Regions from separate parts of the Homo sapiens genome. Here region 2 is linked to region 1. A link is a loop called in an ENCODE intact Hi-C map of the cell type or tissue named here. Cell type or tissue: endothelial cell of umbilical vein. All regions are shown on one strand. Each heading gives the region's core, and the rest is flanking DNA. Links, peaks and the distances in the headings are about the cores only. Region 1 has its middle 18 kb from the start of KPNA2. Region 2 holds the start of C17orf58 (chromosome 17 open reading frame 58).

Evidence for each region. Hi-C counts contacts between places; a loop is a spot of excess contacts. Peaks named below come from ENCODE experiments on the same cell type or tissue, not always from the same donor. Only the 100,000 strongest peaks of a DNase experiment are listed, where the experiment ranks them.
Region 2: it touches region 1 in a loop (10-fold over the local background); 2 of 110 quality-filtered maps call a loop at or near these places.

The regions. Positions count from the first base shown.
Region 1 is chr17:68,052,440-68,055,246 of GRCh38, forward strand. No RefSeq gene overlaps it. Among named protein-coding and RNA genes, the nearest start is that of KPNA2, 18 kb to the left of the region's middle. In endothelial cell of umbilical vein, for the core only: no CTCF peak of the experiment used is centred there; DNase peaks (open chromatin) are centred at 1,292, 1,712 and 2,192; H3K27ac peaks cover 2,407 bases.
Region 2 is chr17:67,994,331-67,997,137 of GRCh38, forward strand. It overlaps C17orf58 (chromosome 17 open reading frame 58), which reads right to left and starts at 2,139. Exons shown (of 4, transcript NM_001382359.1): 1 at 1,793-2,139. The coding sequence starts at 1,868. RefSeq lists a silencer at 1,369-1,458. In endothelial cell of umbilical vein, for the core only: no CTCF peak of the experiment used is centred there; DNase peaks (open chromatin) are centred at 1,071 and 2,381; H3K4me3 peaks cover 2,083 bases; H3K27ac peaks cover 1,443 bases.

The DNA of each region.
Region 1 (2,807 bases), core at 163-2,662:
CACTCTGTATCTAGCTGCTCCGGTGGGGCCTTGGAGAACCTGTGTGTCGAATCTCTGTATCTAACTAATCTGATGGGGATGTGGAGAACCTTTCTATCTAGCTCAGGGATTGTAAACGCACCAATCAGCGCCCTGACAAAACAGGCCACTCGGCTCTACCAATCAGCGGGATGTGGGTGGGGCCAGATAAGAGAATAAAAGCAGGCTGCCCGAGCCAGCATTGCCAACCTGCTGAGGTCCTCTTACGCGCCATGGAAGCTTTGTTCTTTTGCTTTTTGCCATAAATCTTACTACTGCTTAGTTTTTGTGTCTACGGTGTTTTTAAAAGCTGTAACACTCGCCGAGAAGGTCTGCAACTTTCACTCCTGAGCCCAGCGAGACCACAAGGCCGTCGGGAGGAATGAACAACTCCAGATGCGCTGCCGTAAGAACTGTTAACACTCACCGTGAAGGTCTGTAGCTTCACTTCTGAGCCAGCGTAGACCATGAACCCACCAGAAGGAAGAAACTCCCAACACATCTGAACATCAGACAGGACAGACTCCAGACACGCCTCTTTAAGAGCTGTAACACTCACAGCGAGGGTTTGCAGCTTCGTTCTTGAAGTCAGTGAGACCAGGAACCCACCAGTTCTGGACACGTGCCCACCGTGGCCTCAAAGTGCTGGGATTACAGGCATGAGCCACTGCACCCTGTCGCTTTTTTTTAAATGTCACTCCCTGATCCTAAGTAGTGTAAGACCTCAGATGAACGAATGTAACTGCCATTGACTAAAGAACTCTAGTTGGACAGGCGTTTTAGCTGTTGTCCTTAAAAGATGGCCTTTGGTTGACATTCGTTCCAAAAGCATGATGAAACACTGAAAACTTGTGTGGTTCCTTTGTCCCAGGAAAGGGAAGATGGCAAGGGCTTATATCTCGTTTGGCAAGGAGTTCACAGTTTCCCTGCAAGCCCCAGAAGGTGGGTGGTAACAATGGGATGTGTTTGGCTCCTCATCCTCCTGCTGACAGCCAGGTCTCAGAGAGGCAAGTCCCACACTTCCCAAGCTCTGGATCCGAGCTTCGCTGCCGCAGAAGGAAAGTCTAACTAGTTAGGAAGCACAGAACTTGCCTGGCCTTCACCAGCATAATCAGATCTGTCATTCTCTTCAGGAACTGGCTCTGCTCTAGGCCTTGTTCTTTGCTCTGGAGGTAACAATTGCCATTTTTCTTTGGTATTTCTGCTGTAGTGATCATACTTGCCCTTCTCATAGGAAATCATGGGAATCAGCCCCAGTCACAGCTGGCTCCCAGATGGCTCTTGATCCTGTGACCCCACCAACATTCCAATGCGATTTGCTTGGGAGGTTCAAACTTGGCTTGCTGGGGCACCATTCTTCTGGAACCCCACCCTGGGAGATTTATAGGCAGGCCTTGGAGAGAACAAATCTCTAGAGGTGGGATGGGGCCAAGCAGTTTCCTTGTGTTGCATGTTCTAGAATTCTGCCTAAAACAAAAGAGGCTGACCTCATTCTTGCCCCACCCGAAGATTGAGCGGGAATAACTAACTAGCAAGCTATTACTGACATTGCTAAATTACCTAACAAAGTTCTTTCTGTCTCTGTCTCTGTCTCTCTTGATATATACTAATATATGTGTATGTATACTATATATATAAGAGAATTCTTCATATATATGTGCATACATAAGAGGAATTCTCTTCCAGTGTGTGTTCTTGCAGTAGGATGCTAAGTTTGACATAAAAATGATCTAAGAAGATTGTATTCTCCAGGTCCCAGGCTGAGAGTATCCAACCTGTTCAGGTAGAAATGGCCAGTAGAGCTCAGATAGTTTCTCATTACAAAGAAATTCTTTGGTGTCCATTTCCTGGAGATACTGTGGAGGATGCTAGCAGGTTTCTAACATACTTCAGCTGTTCAGGAAATACTTTAAATAATTTCCTGCTGTAGAGAGTAGGAGGAGGGCCTGAAACTTGGAATGCATTACTCTCTTTATGGTCTCAAATGTGGTTCACAAGGACCCTTCGCTGTTCACACACACGCTCCGAGGCGTTCTTTTCTGCCTCTACCAGCCTTTTTATGTGGGAATGTTCGTTTTCTAAGTGTGGCGAGAATCCTACTAACTTGGACTTCCCATAGCATGCTGGCCTGAGCTTCCTAAGGAACTCTACAAACATGAGCTAATTAAGCTTGGAAAGCCCCATGCCAGTCCTCCCGGCTATTATTGAAATGAGGCCAGCTCTGAGGTGGACCAGCTGCAGTTTTTGCCCGGCAGCAACAATTCAAACAGTGGAGAGGAAGGGAAGCTGGCTGCCTAACGCAATTGAAACTGCAAGGGAGAAGCAAGTTAGGCAACACGTAATTCATTGCCTCCTTGGTTTGCTTCAGCGTAACAGTGGGGCTCAGATACTGGCATTTTAACTGGGTCAGTTAGGCCTTTGTCCAGGATTTCAGGCAATGGCCCAAAAATGGACAAGTCTAAGATTTTGCTTTTTTTTTTTTTTTTTAATTGAGGTGGAGTTTTGCCTTTGTTGCCCAGGCTGGGTGCAATGGCGCCATCTCAGCTCACTGCAACCTCCACCTCCCAGGTTCAAGTGATTCTCCTGCCTCAGCCTCCCAAGTAGCTGGGATTACAGGCACGTGCCACCACACCCAGCTAATTTTGTATTTTTAGTAGAGTCAGGGTTTCACCATGTTGGTCAGGCTGGTCTCGAACTCCTGACCTCAAATGATCCACCCACCTCGGCCTCCCAAAGTGCTGGGATTACAGGCGTGAGCCACCGAGCCTGGCCTAAGATTTTGCTTTTAT
Region 2 (2,807 bases), core at 2-2,501, 58 kb before region 1:
AAGGAAGAAGGATACGAGGGTCTTGACCTCTAAGATTATAGCTTTTAAAATTACAACCCCCTATTTACTCTAAGACTAAACATGTCTTACAACACTGGTTAGATAACAAACTTTTTTGCCCTTCCTTTAATATATACGTATATGTGTGTATGTGTGCGTGTGCGTGTGTGTGTGTGTGTGTGTGTGTATATATATATATATATATAAAACATATATAAACATCCGCCTCTTTGCTATTTACAGTTTGTTGAGAAAGTACCAAGAGCAAACCCCAGGGGGAAAGGTCTCATATTACAGGTTCTCCTAATTCTTTAAGCGCCCCTGACAACAGAACTATTTGGTTTTCCCATCCATGTTTACACTGTCATCCCGGTCTCTGCAGAATCGAGCATTTGTAAGTGGATTTTTATCTGGCTTCTTGGACACCACTTACTGGTAAACCACAGCTAAGGAAGGTTTTAAAAGCTTGGCTGGGAGGCAGAGAGGCCCCTGGTTAAGTATAAAAGCACACGTCGCTTACATTTTTTTCCCCATTAGATGATGGAGGAAAGACTCCTAAATGGTATGGCATGAAAACAAATTTTTAAAATTATTAATGATTTTCCCTAGTTCTGCAGACAGGTTGGTGAGTAAACCTCAGCCAGCTTGGGAGCTGGGCACCTTTCCATACCAGTTACACAATTTCACCTCCTTGCTTGCCTGGGTCCCAGTGCCCTCCAAACAGGCAAGAACTAGCCTTTATTTTTCTCTCCCCTTGCATTAAAGAGATGGATCTGCCCATTTGCAGCTCTGGCAACACTTCATTTAAAGTTGATCAGTCTTGCCAAATCGATAATCTGCTTTAAAATCAGCTTTCACCCAGCAATAATAGCTGGTTAGAGTTCATGTTTTTGCAAAGAGGTTGATTCTGACTCATTATGTTGTTAAACGGTTGTGCCATGCACAGCTGAATAAAGTTCTGGTGGATATCCAATTCCTGACTGTCAACTGTTGACCTCACAACTGCTTCCCCATTGATATAACCATCTGTTGTCATGGGAAAGATTGTCTGATATTTGGGTTAAATGCCACTGAAGTCATTCAATTTCCATGTGGAAAAATAACCCAGAGTAAATTGCCCTGTGAGGTACGGAAACTGTTTTTCCCAGAGATAGCGAAGCCGACAGAACATCCAAATAAAAGCAAAACAAAAACACGATCCCCCAGAGAACCCCTCATTTCTTCACGGGCTGAGTAACTTAATTTCATTTCGTGCATGAAGTATAAGAGTGTGTGCGTGTTAGTTAAACCCCGGCTCAGGTGTCCCAAGGTTGTGCGCTGGGGCTGCGGGGAGAGCAAAGTGCCCGGGGCTGCCGGATTTCGGCCCCGCTTCCCCCCAGCCCTCCACAGCGCCCCCCGCAGCCCCTGCTCACCCAGTCGAGGGGGGCGGACCCCGCGGCGTCCTGCGAGCCCGGCCCGGGCACGGCTCCCGAAAGGCGCGCCACGACCCCTTTTGACACTTTCCCTCCTCCGTGATGGAGCAACTACTTAACATGCAAAGTTTTCCCCAGCCTGCCCGGCTTGCTCGGGATCATTTCAGTAGCTAAATTGGCTTCTTTCCGAAAAGGCTGCCAAGAGACACGAAACCTTGGGGACACACTTTGCTCCTTTATAAGACGAACGCAGACCCGGGGTGTCCTCTCTTGCGAGCTCTGACCCCCCTCCTCGTCCCACGTTTCACTGAGCCTCCTTCCCAGCTCCCCCCCACAGATCCCCGCTCCGCTCCCAGGGCCCCGCACTACACCAATCTTACTTTTTCTCTCCGCCACCGGTGCTTCGGGGGATGATCCGACGATCAAACAGAGGAGCCAGAAAGCTCTAGCTGTCATTTTTGCAGACAGGGTTCCCAGGCTCTAAAAGTGAGCCTGGTCTTTTGCTTGCTTTCTCTCCCCCAACCCCTTCTCCACACCCCCACCCCCGTTCATGCTAATGAGGGGCAGCCTTTGGGGAAACGGGAATCACTCGCTGAGCAGACCATTGGAACAAAACCGAGCCGCAGGGATTTCTCCCTCTTCCTTCCTAAGGAGGACGAGCACATGGCCTTGCAAAGTTGTCCCCGGGAATGTCTGTCCTGTGATCTGCGGGCGAGGAGAGCATCACAGCCTAAACTTTAAACCTGTGTGCGTTTGCGCGCTGGGGTGGGGGCAGCAAAGGGTGGGGTGACAAGTGCAGAGAATAAGCGTGTTTCGGGACTGAGGGACTGGGTGGGGGAGAACGAGTGACGGGAGCTTTTTTCTAGATTAGGTCAACAACAAATAGGAAAATAGTGCTTAAGACAGCGTGGGTTTGTGGAAGGGAGATTCCAGATGACAGAGAATGTATCCTGGAATGTGTGTGTTAGGCAATTTCTAGAGAAACCAAGTCACTGCTTCCTTAGTAAAACTGTTTCATTATATATCACAGCTCATTGTAACCTCTGCCTCCCGGACTAAAGCGATTCTCGTGCCTCAGCCTCTCAAGTAGCTGGGATTACAGGCATATGCCACCATGCGAGGCTAATTTTTGTATTTTTAGCAGAGACGGGATTTCACCGTGTTGGCCAGGCTGGTCTCAAACTCCTGACCTCAAGTGATCCACCCACCTTGGCCTCCCAAAGTGCTGGGATTACAGCATGAGCCACCACGCCGGGCCCAGAGGTCTAATTATTAATCAGAATGTTGCCTGTTGAGGCCAGGCAGGGTGGTTCATGCCTGTAATCCCAGTACTTTGGGAGCCCGAGACAGGAGGATCTCTTGAGCTCAGGAGTTCAAGACCAGCCTGAGCAACAT